4 separate regions of the Homo sapiens genome follow, and regions 2, 3 and 4 are each linked to region 1. Evidence: chromatin loops called from intact Hi-C (ENCODE). Cell type or tissue: CD4-positive, alpha-beta T cell. All regions are shown on one strand. Links, peaks and the distances in the headings refer to the core of each region. The heading gives the core; the rest is flanking DNA.

Region 1 (4,823 bases), core at 805-3,304:
CCTGCGAATGTAATCTTACTTGGAACGAGGATCTTAGCAGCAGATGTAACCAATTAAGATCATTTGCACTCATACTGGATTAGGGTGGGCCCTAATCCAATGACTGGTATCCTTATAAGAAGAGAGGAATGTGGACAGAGATGTAGATGCAGAGGGAAGATAACCATGTGAAGACATGGGGTTATGCTTCCGCAAACCAAACAACACCAAGGATCCTGGGAACCACCAGAAGCTAGAAGAGGCAAGGAAGGATTCTTCCCTAGAGCCTTCAGAGAGCACATGGCCCTGCCAACACCATGGTTTCAGATTTCTAGCCTCCAGAACAGTGAGAGAATACATTTGTATTTTAAGCTACCCAGTTTGGTAGTAGGAAACTAACACAGTAACCTAGCACTGTGTGCACCACAGCTTGGTGGATAGAGCATGGATTGGAAACCACTTAGACGGACTGGGTGGGGTGTGCCTATTTGGGGGAGATGAGGGAGAGGAGAATAAGTTATTTACTCATCCAGCTACACTGACCAACTTGTAGACAATGCCTCCCCATGACTTTATGTGATTGTGTGTACACTGTGTCTGGCGAGTGTGTCTTCAGCTTTATTTTTTCCGGATATGACGATGGGAGTTCTTCAGGTTGGTGAAACTTAGAAGGTGAGAATTCCATTTAAGCAACTGTTCTCCCTATCTCTTGGCCATCCTTTCCACCCCTAGATCTCAGATGGTGAAGCTGTGCTTAGAGAGGTTCAAACCTTGCCCAAGTTTTCACAGCTAGTTAGTAGGAAGCAGAATTCAGATCCAGAATTCTCTGGCTGCAAAAATTCTGCCCTTTCCTTTATATCAAGTTCTTTCTCAAGCTAAAGAAACTGACCTCTTTTCAGAAAGATACGGAGTGATTTGTTTACTTTCTTAAGCATTTCTTCTAGATTTGAAAGTAACATTTATTTGAAAAATATTTAGAAATTATTGAAATGTTAAAAGTAAAAAAATTATGGCAATAACTACTGTTACTATTGGGTAAATATCCTTCCAGTCTTTTTTTCCTATAAACACATATTATCAGTACAATTTGAATAATACTGTAAACAGTGTTGCATTTTGCTTTTTTAATTTAACATTATCTTGTAAGCATTTTCTCATGTCAATAGTTTTTGTAAACAGGATTTTAAATTACTAAATAATGTTCCATCATATGGATGGGCCATAATTTAACATTTTCTATTATTGTCTACTTAGTTTCTACCTTTTTTACAATGATAAATATACAGTTAACATTTTTCATAAACATCTGTCCTCTTATTATTTCTTGAGGACAGGGGACAATACTGGGTAAATGGATATGAAGATTTTAAGGCATTTGATGCATAATGCCAATTGTTTACCAAAAGGGTTCTACCTACCAGCCCAATCAGAGTGCCTCACACGGCACCCTCACCCATACTGTCATCAATAAAGAGCTTTGCTATGTTCTGAAAAGGCGCGTGCCGCGATTCCATCACACAGGCTGCCGCGTCCAGAGGATGGCAGGGGGCGAGGCGAGGCAGGGAAACCAGTTAGGAGACCGCGGCGATGATCCCAGGGGACGCGCTGGGGGCTTGAGGCTAGGCGCAGGGATGGAGGAACTGGAACACGCACGGGATTCGTAGAATATTCGACGGGGGCGGGGGATCGACTCTGATAAGATAATTCTGCACTGCGTGGGGTGCAGGAGAGGGAGGAGACTGCACGTTCGGCTCCGGCCTCCTCCGCGCCGGGCTCGGCACCGATCCGCGAAGTTGGCCGAGGCGTGAGCCCCGCCCACCCCTTTAACAGGGACACTCCCCTTTAAGGCGGGCGCCCGCGCGCGCCCCGGCCCCGCCCTTCGGGGGCGCGCGCGGCGGCCGCGGCGCCGGCTCCGCCGGGAGCGCACGTGCAGGCGCCGGGCGGAGGAGAGGGAGGCGGGAGCCGGGCCGCGGGAGGAGGGGAGGCGCCGGGGGCGCGCGCGCGCGCGCTGGGCGCTGCTGGGCTGCGGCGGCGGCGGCGGCGGCGGTGGTTACTATGGCGGAGTCGGCCGGAGCCTCCTCCTTCTTCCCCCTTGTTGTCCTCCTGCTCGCCGGCAGCGGCGGGTCCGGGCCCCGGGGGGTCCAGGGTGAGTCCTGGGACGGGGGGCGGGGGCCGGGATGGAGAGGGCCCGGCAAGGGCGAGGCCTCGAGCCGCGGCCGCTGGACTACAGCGCGCCCCCTCCCCACGAGCACAATATGGCCGGGTGGGGGGCGCAGAGGAGTCGGGGTGACCCCCAGTCAGCTTCCCCGATCTCCGAGGCGCAGCCGCCCGGCGGCGACGGAGCTCACGCCGGGCCCCTGGGGACCCGAGCCCTGTTCCAGGCGGAACTGGATTCGGGCAGTTCTCAGGGGTCGCGCTCCCAGCGCCCTCGTGTTCCAGAGAGGGGAGTCTGAGCCTCCAGCTCCAAGATTTGGAGGTCCGTGGTTTCTGCCCTTCACCGTGTCCAGGGGCGGGGGGCTTTCTTCCCTCCCTCCAGGTGCTCCTGGGGGGCGTCTTTCTCCCGCCAAGACTGTGGGGTTCGGGCGGTGGGGTCTTAGCCTCTCCGAGGGAACCTGATGTTGAGAGTCCGCGCACCTCAGACTGTAGGGGAAGGGGTCTCTAACCTTTCCTTCAGGTCCTGCACTTGGCGTGTTTCTTCCCCTCCCTCCACTGCCTCCCTAATGTTCTGGGAAAGGGAGTCACATTTCCCCTTCACTCAATCCCTTGAGTTCAGTGGGGCAATCCCCCCTCCGCCCTCCGGCACTCATGCCCCGTGGAGGCTATTTGGAGGAAGTGGGACGAACAGGCCCCTAAACCTTTTTGGAGCCTGGCTTTGGAATCCCTAACCCTATGGAACCGAGTTCCCCAAGGGTTGATGTGAATCTAGGTGTATTTGCTTTCCTCCTCGCCTCCCCCACCCTACCCCGGGGGGCCCATTCAGTTAATCACTTTGTGGATGCCTTTCAGGTGAAATCCTGGAACCTGTCTCCAAACCCCCAAGATTATTTAAAGATCCCACCACTGGACTGTATTCCCGGCCCTTGGTCAGTACTTATTTACCTTCCTACACGATGCCTCTTCCCAGCCCGCCCACCCTCACACACCCCTTACCTCCCAATCCCCACAGTCTGCGGCTCGCCTTATACCACCCCCCCACTCTCCTCTCTGTAGAAGCGGGTACCTTTTTGCGGGACACTTCGCTGGCTGTGTTGTTTTTGAGGCTTTGGGGGCTGAGAAGAGCAGATGAAACCCTAAAATATTTCATTTAAGAGAGTCTTGGCGAATGTGTTTTGGCCTTGGGGTAGCAGATGAAGGTTATATTTGGCAGTTATATTGAAGCGATTATTGACCCACAGATGGATCTGGGAGAGATGATCAGGATTGTATTCGCTCCTGACGTACAAAGCCTGATGCTTTGACTTCTCAGCAGCCCCTAACCTTCCAGCAATGGGAGATAAAGTGTGTTCTGTGGCTCTCTTCTCTTACACTAAAAATAATGATTCTCAGGTGGGTTCAGTCGTCTTTAATAAACCAGACAGTCAAGAAAAGACACCATGCCACTTTGGAATCTCAAAAACAAGTTCATTATCTCCGGCTTTGATATTTGTTCCCAGTGGTGGAGCCTGTGCAGCGGGGTCTTTGTTCACGGGCTAATGCTTCTCCTAAGCACCTCGTGTGTGTTCTTCGGCCTCACTGCTCTGTGGCTTAGGTATCTGTGCTGTGGGGTTTGAGAAACATGGTGAAGGTGTATGAACAGAGCTTGACATTTGTGGTGAGATAATGATTTGCATGAATAAGGATGTTCGTCGGGCCTTATTAAGGGCCATGTTTTTGGAATGTGTAACATAATGTTCTCTACTGGGTAGTAAAAAAAAAAAAAAAGGGAGATTGAACCTCTAGGTTTGTCATTTTATGTGTGTATGTATAAATCTTTAAATCCTCATATAGGAATTTTTATCCTGCCCCTAATATATCCAGGATTTTTAACAGTCATTTCCCTGCTGATTTGATGTAGTGTTTGTGGGGTTTTTCTGGTTGTGAGCCTAGTTAAGAATGTTTGATAATCCAAGTGGTTCTGAATGGGGCAGAGTTCATTTTTTTGTAACCTTCCTAAAATGGATGTTTGTGGGGGTTAAGGTGGGTGAGTAAAATAGGGAGTTCGTTTCTTTTTTTGGTAAATTGGAAATTAGGTTGTGTGTCCAGCAAACATTCTCCAGGGCCTTTAAACTTCTTGGCCAGACACTACAGTTTTTTCCAGGACACGTCTAGTTGCCAATAGTGTATGCTATGGAGACCACTGCTGCAAAGGGCTTAAAGTAAAACGTCAGTTCTGGGAAAATAGAGGCTGTGGGATAACAAGAAGTTGATTTTTTTCCCCTCCCCTGCATTTCCTATATAGTGCTCCCCTACGTGGGCTGGAGGAGTGACAGAGCCAGACAGCTCTGATGCCTGATACTTGGACTTGATGTGAGGGGCAGTAAGGGATAGGTGTTTCTATTAATTAATGAATTAACTAGGACTTAGTAAAAGGCCAGTGATAAGGAGAATGAGTTTCAGTTAGAAATAGCATCCGTTTGATAGGTGTACATGTTTTAAGGCCTGGCTTTGGAATTTTCACATTTAAAAATGTAAAATTGAGTTAGTAGCAGGAGAACATGACATTCATTTCTCAAGACAAAAGCAACAAGAGAGATATTTGACATTCTCATAGGAACATTTTGAAATTTTGTGAGCGGACTAAAAATCTAATTTCAAGCCAAGCCTTGTAATTTTGTTGAGTGGACATGGATTTTAAGTACAGTGGA
Region 2 (4,823 bases), core at 1,270-3,769, 360 kb before region 1:
ATTAGTGCCAAGACAGAAAAATATATCAATGAAACAGAAGGAGAGTTTAGAACTAGATTCTTACATACTTGAGTAAACGATTTTTTGCAAAGGTGCAAGGGTAGTCAGTGGAGACAGGATAGTGTTTTCAACAAATAGTATGGGGACAACTATATATCTATGCAACAAAACAACAAAAGAACTTCAAACTACATTTCATACCACATACAAAAATCAATTCAAAATGGATTATAAACCTAAATGTAAACTCTAGAACTATAAAATTTCCAGAAGGAAACATAGGATAAAATATTTGGGGCCTTGTGTTGGGCAAAAACTTATTAGACATGACATTAAAAGCATGATTCATAGAAGAAAAAATAATAAACTGAACTTCATAAAAATTAAGAAGGTCTAATTTTTTTTTTTTTAAGAGACAGGTTCTGGCTATGTTGGCCAGGCTTGAGTGCAGCAGCTATTCACAGGCCCAATTATAACACATTATAGCCTCCAACTTCTGGCCTCAGGAGATCCTCTTGCCCGAGCCTCCCGAGTAGCTGGGACTACAAGTGTGCACCAGGACAACTGGCTGAAGAACCTCTGCTTTTGGAAAAACACTGTTAAGAGAGTAAAAAGAATAAAAAGATAAGCCTAAACTGGGAAACAATATTTGCCAATCACATGTCTGACAGAAGATTTGTATCCACAATATATAAACAACTCTTTAATTTTTTTAAAAAAATTTTAGAATCAGAGTCTCCTGTGTTGTCCATGCTGGACTTGAAATCCTAGGTTTAAGCAATTATTCCTGCTCAGTGTCCAGAGTAGCTGGGACACCAGGCATGCGTCACTGAGCCCAGCCAGGATATATAAACAACTCGTAAAACTCAATTAACAAGAAAAAACCCCACCAATTTTTAAATAGGCTAAAGACTTGAAGAGACACTTCGCCAGGAGGATTTACAGATGACAAGTCCATGAAAAGATGTTCAACATCTTTAGTCACTAGTGAAATGGACGACAGACCCACAGCGAGATAAAACTACACATCTATTCAAATGGCTAAAATTAAAAAGACTGATCACTCCAAATGTTGGTGAGGATGTAGAACAACTGAAATTCATGTGCTGCTAGTAGGAATGGAAAGGCACAACCACTTTGGAAGGCAGTTTGGCCCTTTCTTAATATGTTAAATATACACCTAAGACAGGACTCAGTTATTCCATTCCTAGATATTTATACCCACGAGAAACGAAAGCATATATATCCATACAAAGACCTGCACACGAAAGCTCATAACAGCTTTGTTCGTAACGGACAAACATTGGAAATAACCTAAATGTCATCAACAGGTGACTGGATAAACACATTGTGGTGTATCCCCATAAAGAATACTACTAAGCAGTAAAAAAGAACTCTTGATAGGCAACGACTGAATAATCTCAAAACGATTATGCCGAGTGGAAGAAGCCATACAAAAAAGAGAGTTTGTACTGTATGATTCCATTTATTTAAAATTCCGGAAAATGCAAACCAATGTACAGTAATAGAAAGAAGATCAGTGGTTGCCTGGAGAGGGTGTGTGGGGGCGAGCGATGCAGGGAGTGATTACAAAGAAGCACACGGAGAAATTTTTGGAGGTGATGGGTGTGTTCATTACCTTGGTGGTGATGGTTTCATGAGTGCACACATAACTCAAAATTGTACAATCTAAACACACGCAAATATACCCCAGTAAAGCTAATTTTAAATGTATTGTAGAGGGCACATTATGTGATAAGCATACCATGTGCCTGGCTGTGTTAGCAATGTGTGAAGTGCATGCTCCCCGTTAGTACAAACAAGAAGTTTATAAGGTTGCTACTGTGACTGTTTCCTTTTACAGACGAGAACACTGAGGTTTGGAGAGGTTGTTACACCCTTTTTCCCTCTTGTGATTGGTGGTAGGAAAATATTAAGTAGAGGAGAGACACAGTAAAGTGCCAAGAGCTCTGGCACTCATTACCTAGATCCTCGCGAGGGTGGAGTGAGCGGTCGAAATGCTCATGCCTACTTTACAGATGGACAGACTGAGGATCGGAAAGACTGAGGTGGCCTGGGGGCTGTCAGGGAGGCAGCGCCTCCCCGCTCCTGGCAGCAGGTCCCTGTGGGCTGAAACACGAGCCTCCACCTGCCGCTGATTGACTTCTCGTTTTTTCAGTGGGCCCAAGATCCTGTAAATTGAGTTCCCTGCGCTTTTGGATGTCAGAAACTTCACTGAGCGCGGCACTGTTGGGGGGCAGGAGAAAGGTAAGACTTGGCACTGACGCGGGCCACAGAGCACGCGGGTCACCACGACAGCTTTCGGGTCTCGCCGCCCGGCGCTGGCGAGCAGCCAGCCAGCGTCTCGCGGCGGGTCCCGGTCCTCAGCCCGCGGCCCCTCCCGGCGGCTCGGCGGGGGCGTAGTGGAGGCGGGCCCGGGGACGCTCGCTGGCGCTCCCGCGCGGCGCCCCCTGCCGGCGCCCTGTTCCCTCTTGCCCCTGATCCGCTCCCGGCGGCGCGGAGACGCGAGTCTGAGAGCCTGCGGGCGGGCGGCGCGCTGCAGGCGAGCGGGCGAGCGGGCGCGCCCTGCAGGGGTAGGTGGGCCGCGGGGGCGCGGGCGGGCGGGCGCGAAGCGCAGGGAGGGGGCGGGGGCGGTGGCAGCGGCGCTTGCGGGCCGGGGCCGGCCCGGGCAGGGGGCGCGCGCGGAGGGGTAGGCGCGGGGGCGGGGCGGGCGGGGGGCCCGGCAGTAGGGGCGCGCGCGCGGTGGCGCGCGGCGGGCGCGAGTCATCAATTATGCAAGGACTCGGGCGGTGCGGGGGGCGGGCGCGGGGAGCGCTCCAAGATGGCGCCCACCGCAGTCCCGCCCGCCGCATCCTCGGCGCCTTTGCAGTCCGGCCGCGCCTCCCGGGCCCCGCGTTAGGGCCGCCGCTGCCTCCCTCGCCGCCGCCGCTGCCGTAAGTCGCCCCAGAGCCCCCGCCCTAGCGCTGCTTCCTGCCCTCCGGGTTTCCCTTCTCGCCTCGGGACCCTTGAGCGGGGCTCGCCCATCTCCAGTCAGGGGCTTTGCCGCAGAGTGCGCGGCGGGGCTCCAGGGGCCGTGGAGCTGGGGCTCTGCTCTCCTTGTTTTGGACAGGTGTTTGGAACTCTTGCTTCCTTCTACTGTGTGTACCGGGGGTCTCTTAAGAGAACTGAGGACCACCAGTCCCCACCCCGGACACCCTGCTTTCTCCGTCTCGGCTACAGTGAGGGACACGGCCCGTCCTTGGTGCCCCTTCCGCGGTGCAGCCCTCCATCCCTCCCTCAGTGCCGGGCAGAGTTGGGGCCCCTAGCCGGCTTGCACTGGGAAGGGCAGCGCTGTCGGGATCTTCCTACAGCAGCCCCTCAGCCCTCCCCCTCCCCCATGTCTTACTGCATCCTTCTCCCTCAGCCGGCTTCACACTGCTAAAAACTGCAGAAGCCAAGGGCTCCTGGGTTCTTCCCGCAGCCAGCACTCCCGACTCCCTCTGTCCTTTACTCGGATGCGTTCGTCCCCCTCCCAACAGGGTGCTCTGGAGTTGTGATGGGGGCTCCCGGGACCTTCCTCGGCAGGCGAGGATTCCTGCATTTGGAAGCACATCACTTTGAGAATATCCCCTTCCCCCATCCCACCCCCACCCCCACCCCCCACCCCCACGCCACCCGATGCAGAGCTTGTTCCTCTCCTCTCCCTCCCCCACCTTACCATCAGCAGCAGCACCCTTGGCTTCTTGTTAGCGTTGGGGTACAGGACTGTTTGCCCAGCTCCGTGGGCTTGGACCCTCCTCTCTAGTTCTCACTTGGTACCTTGGGGCACCGCAAAGCCTCTGCAGTTTCTCCTGAGAGCTCAGCTCCATCCCCTCCATTGCCAGCAACAACCACCGGTGGAGACTTGGCTAACTTTCCAGGGGTTAGCCAGGACTGTCAGACCCTTTCAGGGGCCCCAGCTTCGAGTTGGGATGGAATGGGAACCATTTTTCAGCCCGATAAATAGGATTCTTCAAACCATGCATTCCATCCGACTACTCCACCCTATGCCCTCTTCCTCACTTACACTGCAGTTTTTGAAGCATGAGGGAATACATTTTATGTCCGGAGATTCCAAGGTTCTGCATCAGCGTTCATAATAAATGGATGTCATCTGTTTGGGGGGAGGGTAGAAGAAACTTTGGATTGCATCTGGCTAAAGTCAGGGGGAGGGAGAAATAATTAGCATGGAGCAAGCTCTGCCACACAAGGAAAACTGCTTTTTATGCACAGTGGGCACCAGAGAGTCAGGGATGGAAGCAGGAAGTGTGGGTGGGGGCCATGGGGGTAAAGGGGGAGAGTGCTTTTTATAACTGTTTTCCCAAGTTTGAACCTGGAGAGCCTTTAGAGAGAGGTAGCAGTGTGTTAGGGCTGGGGGATGTTTTAGCTTTCCAATGGAGATTTCGGGTGTGGTAGGTTTTTCACTGTCTCAAAATCCCTCTGCACTTCTCTTTTCTCCACGTGCATTAGAAGATGTGGAGGGGGGGATGTTGTGCTTTTATTCTTTTCTCAAAAAAAATTTTTTTTTTGATTTGTGATGCAAATGGCTGGATAACATTACCACACGGTACCATCCTGGTAGGAATCTTGGGGGAATCAGACTTAAAATGCTGAAAGCTTTATAGCACATTACATGTAACCTGGTTCTTGAAATACTGCAGCATTTTTCTTTGGAGCTCATGACCCATAAGGCCTTCATTTCTCCCTGAAAGAGGATTTGGTTGCTGGTTGGTGAGGTGGTGGTTGTGGGTAGTGATCCTTTGGTGTTCAGCACGCATTCCCTG
Region 3 (4,823 bases), core at 852-3,351, 55 kb after region 1:
CAGGCTGTTAGACACAGGGGCTGTGCCACACCTGTGGCATCCACTTCTCCAGGTTTCAGGCAAGGAGACATGTCCATTAGGTAACCCTCTGTGATAGCTGGGGTGGCTCCTTCACAGAGGAGGTTGTGCAAGATGCCCTTTTGCTGGGTCCCTTTGGGGATAAGCAATGGAATGAATGGAATATACATCATTGCCTCTCCGCTTTGCGTCTCCCCCTCCCACCCCCCACAGATGCTGTCTGTCAGGAGCAGGCAACAGACGGTCCTGGGGTCCATCTGTGCTAATGCTTCACAATAGAGTCCCATGTTTCCCCACTGACACCCCCTCGGCCCCTCAGCTGATGGCCACTTGGTGGTGCCAAGGCGGGAGGTGGGAGGAGGGAGAAGAAGGCACTAAGAGAGCTACCTCTTAGCTCCTGGCAGTCCTCAATCCACCCCGGCCCCCCACCCAACAAGCATCCTGCCATCTGGACTTGTGCAATCACTGAGGGGCGGAAAAGCACCCTCTTCCACCCACACCTCTTGTAGGGGATGGGGGCCTAGAGGACTGGGGGTGGGGAGGAGAACACAGAGTCAAGGAGACTAGAGAAGAAGACTGAGCCAGGCGCAAGAACTGAGACAGGCAGGAGGCAGAAAGTCTTTCCTGGCCTCGCAGGTGGACGTGGCCATTGCCCCTCTGTGCTCCTTATGCCACGTGTCTAACACAGCACATGTGCAAGGTACCACTCCCTACCAGGCCAAGAGCCTCTGTAACCCCAGTGCCCAGCCAGTACCTGGCACACAGCAGGGCTTAAATGTTGGACAACATCACAGAGTGGTTAGATTGCAGGCTCTGGAACCAGGCTGCCTGGCTTTGAATCTCAGCTCTGCCGCTGAGTGACTTAGGGCAAATTACTTATCTTCTCTGGGCCTCAGTTTCCTCATCTGTAAGGGAGGATAATGGTGCTTATTTCGTAGGGTTGTTATGAAGACCAAGTGAGTTAATGCATGTATGTAAAAGGACACACAGAACAAACAGTGTGCATAGCACATGCTAAGTGCTCAATAAATGTTAACTGTGAAGGCATAACAGATTTGGGAAGACTGGGGGAGGAGGGAGGGGACAGACAAGGGCACCGCATTGCCGCCTCTGCTTCTTGGCCGATGGGTGTTGGGACATGGAGTCCCCAGCCTGTGCTGCTGACGCCCTGTGGTGGCTAGCCGCTCTTTAGACACCAGACGCTGCCTTCCACTTCCTCCTCTCACTTCTTATTCGGGCACCACTGACGACAGAGACTTCGGCTGGGCCATTCCCGCCTCTCCTACCGCCTGGCAGCCATGGTAACAGCCTGGGGGATGGTCCCTAAGATGGGGTCAGAGAACGGCTGAGCATGGCCATCCCCCCAGCCCTGAACTCCCACTCAGCCTGGGCTCATCCCAACCTCCTGAGTCAAGTCCACAGTAAGCGTCTGTCTCCTGGGAAGGGGGATCTGACCCCGGCATCAGGAGCTGAGGAAAGGTGTTGCCAGCAGGGATCACTCAAGCCCCTTGGAGGGGACAGGCCAGAACTAAGCCTACTGCTTTCAGGGTTTCCACCTCTTCCCTTCTTCCTAGACGTGCGAACAGGGGGCAGCCTCTTTCAGCTCTTCTGGGGCAGCTGCGTCAAGGGAAAATCCTGGGCCCTCTCCCTCCCTGGGGGCTTCTGCGCAGTGAGTTCAGGGAGTCTCCTCCCTCCTCCATCGGGCCTCCACCCCTACTCCTGCGCAGCCCCGCTGCCGCTCTCCCTGCCCTGGAGTCTCCTGCAGCCCCTTGGATCTCCGTGACTCTCCCTACCTCCCCGACTCCCCAGGCTTCTTACAGTGACCTCTTACCGTGCCCCACTCCATGAATCGCCAGAGCTATTCGTCCCTAAATTTCAAACCTTGCGCAATGTCCCTTCACAGACCCCTCCAGGTATCACGCAGCCCCGAGCCCCGAGCCCCGCCCCGGGGGCCTCATCCCGCCCCTTCGCGTCCGCGGCTCGTTTTCCCCCACTGAGCGCCCAGCTCCCGCAGTTTCCCCGGCCGTCGAGCGCCGTGGGCGGGGCTCCAGGGCGGCGGCGCCTCGCGGGGAGGGTCCTCCGTGCTGGGGGCGAGGCCACCCGAGGCAGCTCCCCGCCCGCCCCCAACCCCGCCCCGCTCTCGGAGCCTATAAAGGGAGGCGACCCGCGGCCCGCCCGGCTGGCATCCCCCAGCCGCCGCCAGCCCCGCCGAGGGGAGCCAGCGCCGTCTCTGAGGGGCGTCCGGCGCCGGAGCCATGACCCTCCGCCGACTCAGGAAGCTGCAGCAGAAGGAGGAGGCGGCGGCCACCCCGGACCCCGCCGCCCGGACTCCCGACTCGGAAGTCGCGCCCGCCGCTCCGGTCCCGACCCCGGGACCCCCTGCCGCAGCCGCCACCCCTGGGCCCCCAGCGGACGAGCTGTACGCGGCGCTGGAGGACTATCACCCTGCCGAGCTGTACCGCGCGCTCGCCGTGTCCGGGGGCACCCTGCCCCGCCGAAAGGTGCGTCCCCCGCCCGCCTTCAGGATCTGCTCAGCCCCTCTCCGACTCCCTACAGGGCCTGCTGACTCCGCAGTGCCCTCTCCTCGGCGTCCGCGGAGTCCCCCACCTTCTTCCCCGGCCCGCTGGGTGCCTCGACTCCCCGCGTTCCCCGCTGCTGCGAAGGCCGTGGCCCTCGCCTGCACACCGCGCCCAGGCTCGGTGGCTCTTAACTCCGCGCCCCATGCACGCCCCCTCTCTCCCTCCTTGACTCCTCCCAGCACCCCCCTTCTCCTACCCGCTCCATCTGGCTTTCTGCCCCCCATGCCCCGCCTCCCCGTGGCCAGGTGTCCTGGGTCCCCAGGAGCCCCTCGCCCGAGGGACAGAGACAGCCCCAGGCAAGTTGAAGGTCCGAGAGCCCCCGGTGGGAGAAGCGGGCCGGTGGCTGCGCCGCGTGCGTTCTCACTCTGAGGAAGTGCGTGGGGAGCCGCTGACTCCGGATAGCACACCCTTCCGAGGGGACTCCCCGATTCCTGGGCTGGGGGCCTGCCGCCTGGCCCCACGTCTGACGTACGGGGCGCGAGGGCCACTGCTCCCTGGACTTCTGTCGGAACCGGACGCAGTGGGAGGGGTCGCAGGGCGCCCGCGGGGCAGGAAGGATGCGGGCCGCGCCCACCTCTGAGTCCCCTCTGCCAGCCTCTTCCTCTGGCCCCAGGAGACCTGAGGCTCAGAACCTACACAACACCAGGTTAAGAAGAGGGGCCTGGTGGCCTTTCCTCACCCAGCCGCCCTCCTTCGCCCCGGCCCCCAGCTAGCCCCCACACAATGAACAGCTTGTTGAGAATTTGCATTTTATGAAAATCATGTTGAAAGACAAAGGGGTCTCTCTGTGCTGCCCAGTCCTTCCTCCCTGGCCGTTTGGGAACTGTCCCCACCCCTGAGGCCAATCTGGTTCTGAACCTTCTCTTCCTTGCCTTGGGCAGCTTTGGGGGAGGGTTAGCAAAGGCACAGAACAGAAAGGCCCTGGGCTGTGCAGGCTCCAAAGAAAAGGGCTGCTCTGGGACTGGACCTCCTCCCAGGACCAAAAAGTTAGGGAGGGTGAGAGACTACTTTAGTTTATCAAGGACCCTGAAGAGACAGGAACCTTCATCTCTCATCCTTCCTCCACACCCCCCACCACCACCCCTAAAGAACTCCCAGTCTCGGTCCTTTAGTGAGACTTGCTGACAAGTTTGACATCTAAGATGTTTTGTCCCAGAAAGCACAAAATATATGGCAATGGAGAGAGAGACCCAGGTATAGCTGGGCACAGCTGGTCACCTGCAGCTGGGATCCACAACTGGTCCTTGAAACGGCCTGTACCTTAGGAGACCTGGCACCTCTGACCCCACATTCTGGCTGGGATTGCCAGCCCTTCGGGACAGGGTCCCTGACCCCAGCCCTCCCAAGCCACTGTCTGTAGCTGAGAAATTAGATGGAGAGACCCAACTGGCAGAAGGTCCTCGGAGCACCTTGATAGGTGAGCCCAGGGGACACCTATCCTCTGAATCCCACTGGGGAAGAGCCCCTGCCTCAGCTTTGGGAGTCTGGATGGCCTGAGCCTCTACAGACATGGGCCCTAGGGGTGGAGACCATTTTAGAATAATGATCTCCCCACCTGCTGCCAGTGTGGAAACCAGCAAGGGCTTAGAGGTTCATGGATCTGGAACCCAGGAGGATGGTTGTGTCCCTGCAGTCCCAGGTATGAAGGTAAGGCCTGTAGAGAAAGTTGAGGAGTGGTGCCAGTAGTGGCACTTGGCAAATAGTTCCACCAGCACCAAAACAGGTGTGGATGTGGAGCTGGGAAGGGGCAGACAGGAAGTGGGTCGCTGTGTCCAGGGTAACCTCTCAGTGTCTGCTCAAGGACAGTCCCGCCTTACCTGCTCCTTCTGACCATCTTACTGCCCAGGGCTCAGGATTCCGCTGGAAGAATCTCAGCCAGAGTCCTGAACAGCAGCGGTGAGTCACCAACACCCAGCCCCTGCCATGGTCCAAAGGGGTGAGGTGCTGGGTTGGGGGGTGCCAGGACAGCATCTCAGCCTAGCGAGGGTAGTCATTCTCCTAGCCTTTAAACATGGCTCCCCCGCTGGGAGTGAGGGCAGGTGGGGGTGAGGGCTGTGTGAAGGGGGTGGCAGAGAAAGGAGGTAGGGACTTTTGAGTCATTAGGTGCTCTTCAACACACCCCCAGTCCCTGCCAGTTACCCCTCCCTGGGGAGATCTGGATGAACGGATGTGGGAGTTGGGAGGGGGTGTAGGCAAAGTCTATGGGGAACGTCCTAACCCAGGCCT
Region 4 (4,823 bases), core at 1,152-3,651, 74 kb after region 1:
GACCCTGGCCCGCCGGTGACCTCCCCTGCGGCTCCTCCTTCTGCCCCGGCCCAGCCCCTCCCCTGCTGCTCCTCCTCCTGCCCCGGCCCAGCCCGTCCACCGTCCTCTCATCCCCATGGCCTCGAACCCCAGCCTGCCGAGCCGCTCCTCACAGGGTGCTGTGGCTCCCCGCTGCAAAGGGGCGGGTCCTGGTAGGGGGCGTGGCCTGGCCGACTTGCGGGGCGGCGGCGCCCTCTGCCGGCAGACTCGGGAACGGCCACACTCGTCACCTCGCCCCCGGCCCGGCTCCTGGACCCCCCTGGACCTCTCTGCCAGCTCTCCTCTCTCCTGGAAATGCGCCTGCAGGACTCGGAACGTGCAGAGGTCGGTCCTGGCCCCAGCCGTGCCACGGGCTATCTGAGGGAGAGTCGCGGCCTCTCTGAGGCTTGGCTTCCTTTCCTGTGAAATGGCTGTGGTGAGGAGCAAACGCTCAGCAGTGAAGAAGGACCCTTTGTAACCGCGAAGGAGCCTGTGAGTGTGAGGTATGGTTGTTATCAACGCTAAGGGCAGTCTTTTGCCTTCTGCGGGGGTGACGACCATCCTTCTCCCTGCCCCAGCCCCACAGTGGAAGGAAAACATAAGTCACCTCCAGAGATTATCACATGCAGTGGATTGCTTTCAGCCTTTTTTCTGAATATAAAATATACATATACGTATTTTAATACAATTGTGGCCCTTCTCTACGTGCTGTTCTGTGCTGCCTTTTTTTCTCTCTCTCCAAGTGCTTAACTTATGTTTTAAAGCCCAGATTCGGCCAGAGGGGTGGCTCACCAACACTTTGGGAGGCCAAGGCCGGAGGATCTCTTGAGCAGAAGTTCAAGACCAACCTGAGCAACATAGCAAGACCTCGTCTCTACAAAAAATTTTTAAAAATGATCTGAGTGTCTGTAGTCCCAGCTACTGGAGAGGCTGAGATGGGAGGCTCGCTTGAATCCTGGAGTTCCAGGCTGCAGTGAGCCGTGATTGTGCCACTGGCCACTGCACTCCAGCCTGGGTGACAGAGTGAGATCCTGTCACAAGAAAGAAAGAAGAAGAAGAAAAGAAAGAAAGAAAAAGAAAACAAAAAACCAAAAAGAAAAGAAACAACCAAAAAACTAGAGTCAGACAAACCTGGATTTAGGTTCTTGCTCTGTGACTTTATATTTCCACCCTTGAGCAAACCACACAACCTCTACCTTCCTCAGCCTCAGTTTCCTCCTTTGCAAAATGGTGGTAATGCCAGGAATACCCACTTCACAGGCAGCGGTGAGGCCCCGCACACAGCCCAGTGCATGCTGGTTAGGGCTCTCCTTTTGCTTCCTGAGACTGCACGAGCTCTGCCTTCTTCATGCACCACGTGGTAAGGAAGGAGCTGGAGGCCTCCGCCTCTCGGACCTTGCTCACTGCTGCTTTTTTTTTTTTTTTTTTGACAGAGTCTCTCTGTCGCCCAGGCTGGAGTGCAATGGCACAACCCCGGCTCACTGCACCCTCCGTCCCCCGGGTTCAAGTGATTCTCCTGCCTCAGTCTCCCGAGTAGCTGGGATTCCAGGCGGCCGCCACCACGCCCGGCTAATTTGTCATATTTTTAGTAGAGATGGGGTTTCGCCATGTTGGCCAGGCTGGTCTCGAACTCCTGACCTCAGGTGATCCACCTGCCTCGGCCTCCCAAACTGCTGGGATTACAGGGGTGAGCCACCGCCCCAGGCCTCTTTCGGCACTGCCCTCAACCACATGGGCCTCACTGTTCTTCCGGCGTACCCAGACTTTCCCCATCTCAGCGCCTTCCCACCGGTCCTGTGTTTCCATGGCCTTTCCCCGGGTAGGGGCCTTTCTTTTCCTAGCTTCGCTCAGTTCCCTGCTACATTGTCGCCTCCTCGCAGAAGCCGTCTCTGGCCGTTCCGTATCGCTAGCGCCCTCTATCATTCGCTAGCAGCTCACCCGGCTCTGTTTTTCTTCATTGCACTTCTCGTTATGTGCCGTTCTCTTATAAATGTTTTTGTCTTTATCCCTCCCATAGAAGACACCTCCATGAAAGGCCAGGGCTTTCCGAGGTTCTTTTCCTCTGTGGTTCCTAGAAGAGGGCCTGGCACATAGCCGGCCTTGGCTAGCTTTTTGCGTAAATGTGAAGGGATCCACCTTCCTCCCTTATAAGAGGTAGCAGTACCTCCTGTTACCAGCAGAGGGCACCACCGTACAGCACTTGGGGGCCGCAGGGGATCCTGCTGGGATGGGAGGTATTTAAAAAGCCCACAGGCCTCTCCTCCCATAATGTGGGCGCTCCCACAGCTGGGACCGGAAGCAGGAGGGCCCCCTGCGCTAATCTGCCCTGGCAGCAGCGAGCTGGCACGCCCTGGGTGCATCATCCGGTGTGCTCTGGTGCCCAAGGTCGGAATACCCTCACTGGTGGCTTGGACACACCCCTGAGCAGCTGATGCTTCTGGACAGATCACACCCTGTCCCGGGCTCTCAAAATGAGGGCAATGACATGAGCTGCACTGCTCGCTCACGCGTTTGCTGTGAGGTTGGGACAGGAGTGCATGGGAAATGTTTTATGAATGTAAACATGGGACAAATATAATTTATGCACGCCTTTATTGGTAGTGCAGCAGATTGACAACAAACGAGGGGAGAAGATAAGGTATTTAAAGGAAATTGCAAGGCTAAATGAAGGTGGGAATTAAGACAGTGAAGGAGAACGAAGAAGTTAAAAATAACAACTACCTTTCACCAAGAGCTTATTAGGAGCCAAGGCAGAGGAAAGTGATCTCCAAACATTGTCTAATTATAGCCAACACTTACATGGTGCTGACCTCATGCCAGGAACTCTTTAAGTGCTTTATGCATAAAAACTCACTGGATCCTCACAACAACTCAGGGAGGTAGGTCATATCGCTGTCCCGTTCTACACAAGGAAACTGAGGCCCGGACAGCTTAAGTGACTGGCCCAAGGCCACATAGATAGACAGGGCTGGGCAATCTGCCTCCTGGAATGTGCTCTTAAAGCCCCACAGTCACAGCCACACCAAAAGGGAGATATTGTTATTATCATTCCATTTCCCAAACAAGCAACTGAGGCTTAGCAGATGTACAAAGCCCGCCTAAAGCCACACTGGGAATATGTGTATTTGAGCCCAGCTTAACCACCCACCAAACTAGGCCTGCAGGAGCTAGGAGGGGCTTCAGGAATGTGCACAGGTTCTCTCGGAGGGCAGCAGCAGACATACCCACTCTTCCTCTGAGCGGGGAGGGGAAGGTGAGAGCACAGAGGCTGGGCAGGGCTGATGGGGTTGAGGAAGAGGCTGCTTGGTGGCCTCAACTCCATGGACCGCAGATGGCCAGGCATCTTCTGGCCAGGAAGTGAGAGGTGTGTTGATAGGCACAGTGGCTGTCCACAGGGATTCCAGCCAGAGCTGTGGGCCCCCCACAAATCTCCATAGGGAGACTAGGGACTGAGGGGTGGGCCTTACAGTGGGAGGTGGGAGCAGCCCCATCCCTACCACAAGTGCCCCTTAGCCCAGCCCTGACTTCCAGCCCGTTACATAAGCTGCTGCATACCCAGGCCTGGAAATAGCTGAGGCTGTACCGGCTGGGCTGGGAGACGTGATGAATGGTCCCCAGGAGCATCAGCTGACCGCCCTGTGCTCCTGAAGTGACCTGAGGGCCTGCCAGCAGCTCGGGTTACCCAGCTCTCCCTGGGAGGCAGCCCTGCCTGGTCTGCTGAGGATGGCTCTGATGTGATTCTGTGTCTGGACATTTATGGTTCGAGTGCCCGCAGGATGGTCCCTCTCCCAAGCCTGAGCAGCTAAGGCAGCTCCCAGCCACGCTGTGCCCACTGGCAGCCTCTGGATGCTGGGAGCCAGGGCCTTGCCCAGAGCAAGCACTTGGATCTCTGCAGACAGTCAGCACTGGGAGGGCTGAGAGCTCTGCTGCTCTGAGTCCTGTGCTAAGGGCCCGCAAGGAAAGAGGAAGAGGAGCCTGAGAAACTCGGGGTGCACGTGGGGGCTGCAGGTGTCATTCCAGGGCTGCACTCCACCCACATCCCCATGCCTCCTGTTTCACGGCCCACTCTGTTACTGAACTGGTGGCCCTGGGCACAGGGGGGCACCCACACACTCTGATGCCCACTGCAGAGGGCAGAGCCACACACCCCTCCAGGGACTAGGCACATACACCCTTACTTCTGAGAGTAACGTGGCTAGGCTCAGGAGTGTAGGAGGGCGTTCTCCCAGCATATGGTGATCATATGTTAAGAATTATTATTATGTTGGTCAGGTGCGGTGGCTCACACCTGTAATTCTAGCACTTTTAGAGGCTGAGGTGGGAGGATTGCTTGAGTCCAGGAGTTTGAGACCAGCCTGGGCAACATGATGAAATCCTGTCTCTACAAAAAATACAAAAATTAGCCGGGCGTGGTGGCATGTGCCTTTAGTCCCAGCTACTCGGGAGTTTGAGATGGGAGGATCGCTTGAGCCCAGGAGGTTGAGGCTGCAGTGAGCCAAGATTGTGCCACTACACTCCAGTCTGGGTGACAAAGTGAGACCCTGTCTCCAAAAAAAAAAAAAAAAAAAAAAAAAAAGAAGAGAGAAGTATGAATGATTATGGCCATGCCAATTCTGTGCCTTTAAGATACCTGCTTAAGGGGCCGGGAGCAGTGGCTCACGCCTGTAATCCCAGCACTTTGGGAGGCTGATGCAGGCAGATCATGAGGTCAAGTGATCGAGACCATCCTGGCCAACATAGTGAAACCCCGTCTTTACTAAAAATACAAAAATTAGCTGGGCGTGGTGGCTCATGCCTGTAGTCCC

Evidence for each region. Peaks named below come from ENCODE experiments on the same cell type or tissue, not always from the same donor. Only the 100,000 strongest peaks of a DNase experiment are listed, where the experiment ranks them.
Region 2: it touches region 1 in a loop (6-fold over the local background); 2 of 110 quality-filtered maps call a loop at or near these places.
Region 3: a loop joins it to region 1, with 11 times the contacts of the local background. A loop is called at or near these places in 5 of 110 quality-filtered maps.
Region 4: a loop joins it to region 1, with 2.5 times the contacts of the local background. A loop is called at or near these places in 7 of 110 quality-filtered maps.

Annotation. Positions count from the first base shown.
Region 1 is chr12:51,949,710-51,954,532 of GRCh38, forward strand. It overlaps ACVR1B (activin A receptor type 1B), which reads left to right and starts at 1,990. Exons shown (of 9, transcript NM_004302.5): 1 at 1,990-2,125. The coding sequence starts at 2,035. RefSeq lists an enhancer at 1,768-2,387 and silencers at 1,845-1,904, 1,935-1,984. In CD4-positive, alpha-beta T cell, for the core only: no CTCF peak of the experiment used is centred there; a DNase peak (open chromatin) is centred at 1,842; H3K4me3 peaks cover 2,064 bases; H3K27ac peaks cover 321 bases.
Region 2 is chr12:51,588,406-51,593,228 of GRCh38, forward strand. It overlaps SCN8A (sodium voltage-gated channel alpha subunit 8), which reads left to right and starts at 2,828. Exons shown (of 27, transcript NM_001330260.2): 1 at 2,828-2,954. RefSeq lists a silencer at 2,331-2,580. In CD4-positive, alpha-beta T cell, for the core only: no CTCF peak of the experiment used is centred there; DNase peaks (open chromatin) are centred at 2,476 and 2,816; H3K4me3 peaks cover 1,385 bases; H3K27me3 peaks cover 1,418 bases.
Region 3 is chr12:52,004,747-52,009,569 of GRCh38, forward strand. It overlaps TAMALIN (trafficking regulator and scaffold protein tamalin), which reads left to right and starts at 2,200. Exons shown (of 8, transcript NM_181711.4): 1 at 2,200-2,519; 2 at 4,444-4,493. The coding sequence starts at 2,274. TAMALIN-AS1 (TAMALIN antisense RNA 1) reads right to left here and starts at 2,909. Exons shown (of 1, transcript NR_146770.1): 1 at 1,504-2,909. RefSeq lists enhancers at 884-1,570, 1,256-1,315, 2,943-3,628, 4,239-4,823 and a silencer at 2,021-2,170. In CD4-positive, alpha-beta T cell, for the core only: no CTCF peak of the experiment used is centred there; DNase peaks (open chromatin) are centred at 1,235, 1,695, 2,095 and 3,015; H3K4me3 peaks cover 1,642 bases; H3K27ac peaks cover 909 bases.
Region 4 is chr12:52,023,636-52,028,458 of GRCh38, forward strand. All of the region lies in intron 1 of LOC124902934 (a long non-coding RNA gene), which reads left to right. It also overlaps a transcript of NR4A1 not described here. Among named protein-coding and RNA genes, the nearest start is that of TAMALIN-AS1, 18 kb to the left of the region's middle. RefSeq lists a silencer at 1-345 and enhancers at 1,052-1,989, 1,150-1,444, 1,990-2,927. In CD4-positive, alpha-beta T cell, for the core only: CTCF peaks have their summits at 2,153 (motif pointing right) and 2,352; DNase peaks (open chromatin) are centred at 1,356, 1,926 and 2,216; H3K4me3 peaks cover 1,098 bases; H3K27ac peaks cover 1,116 bases.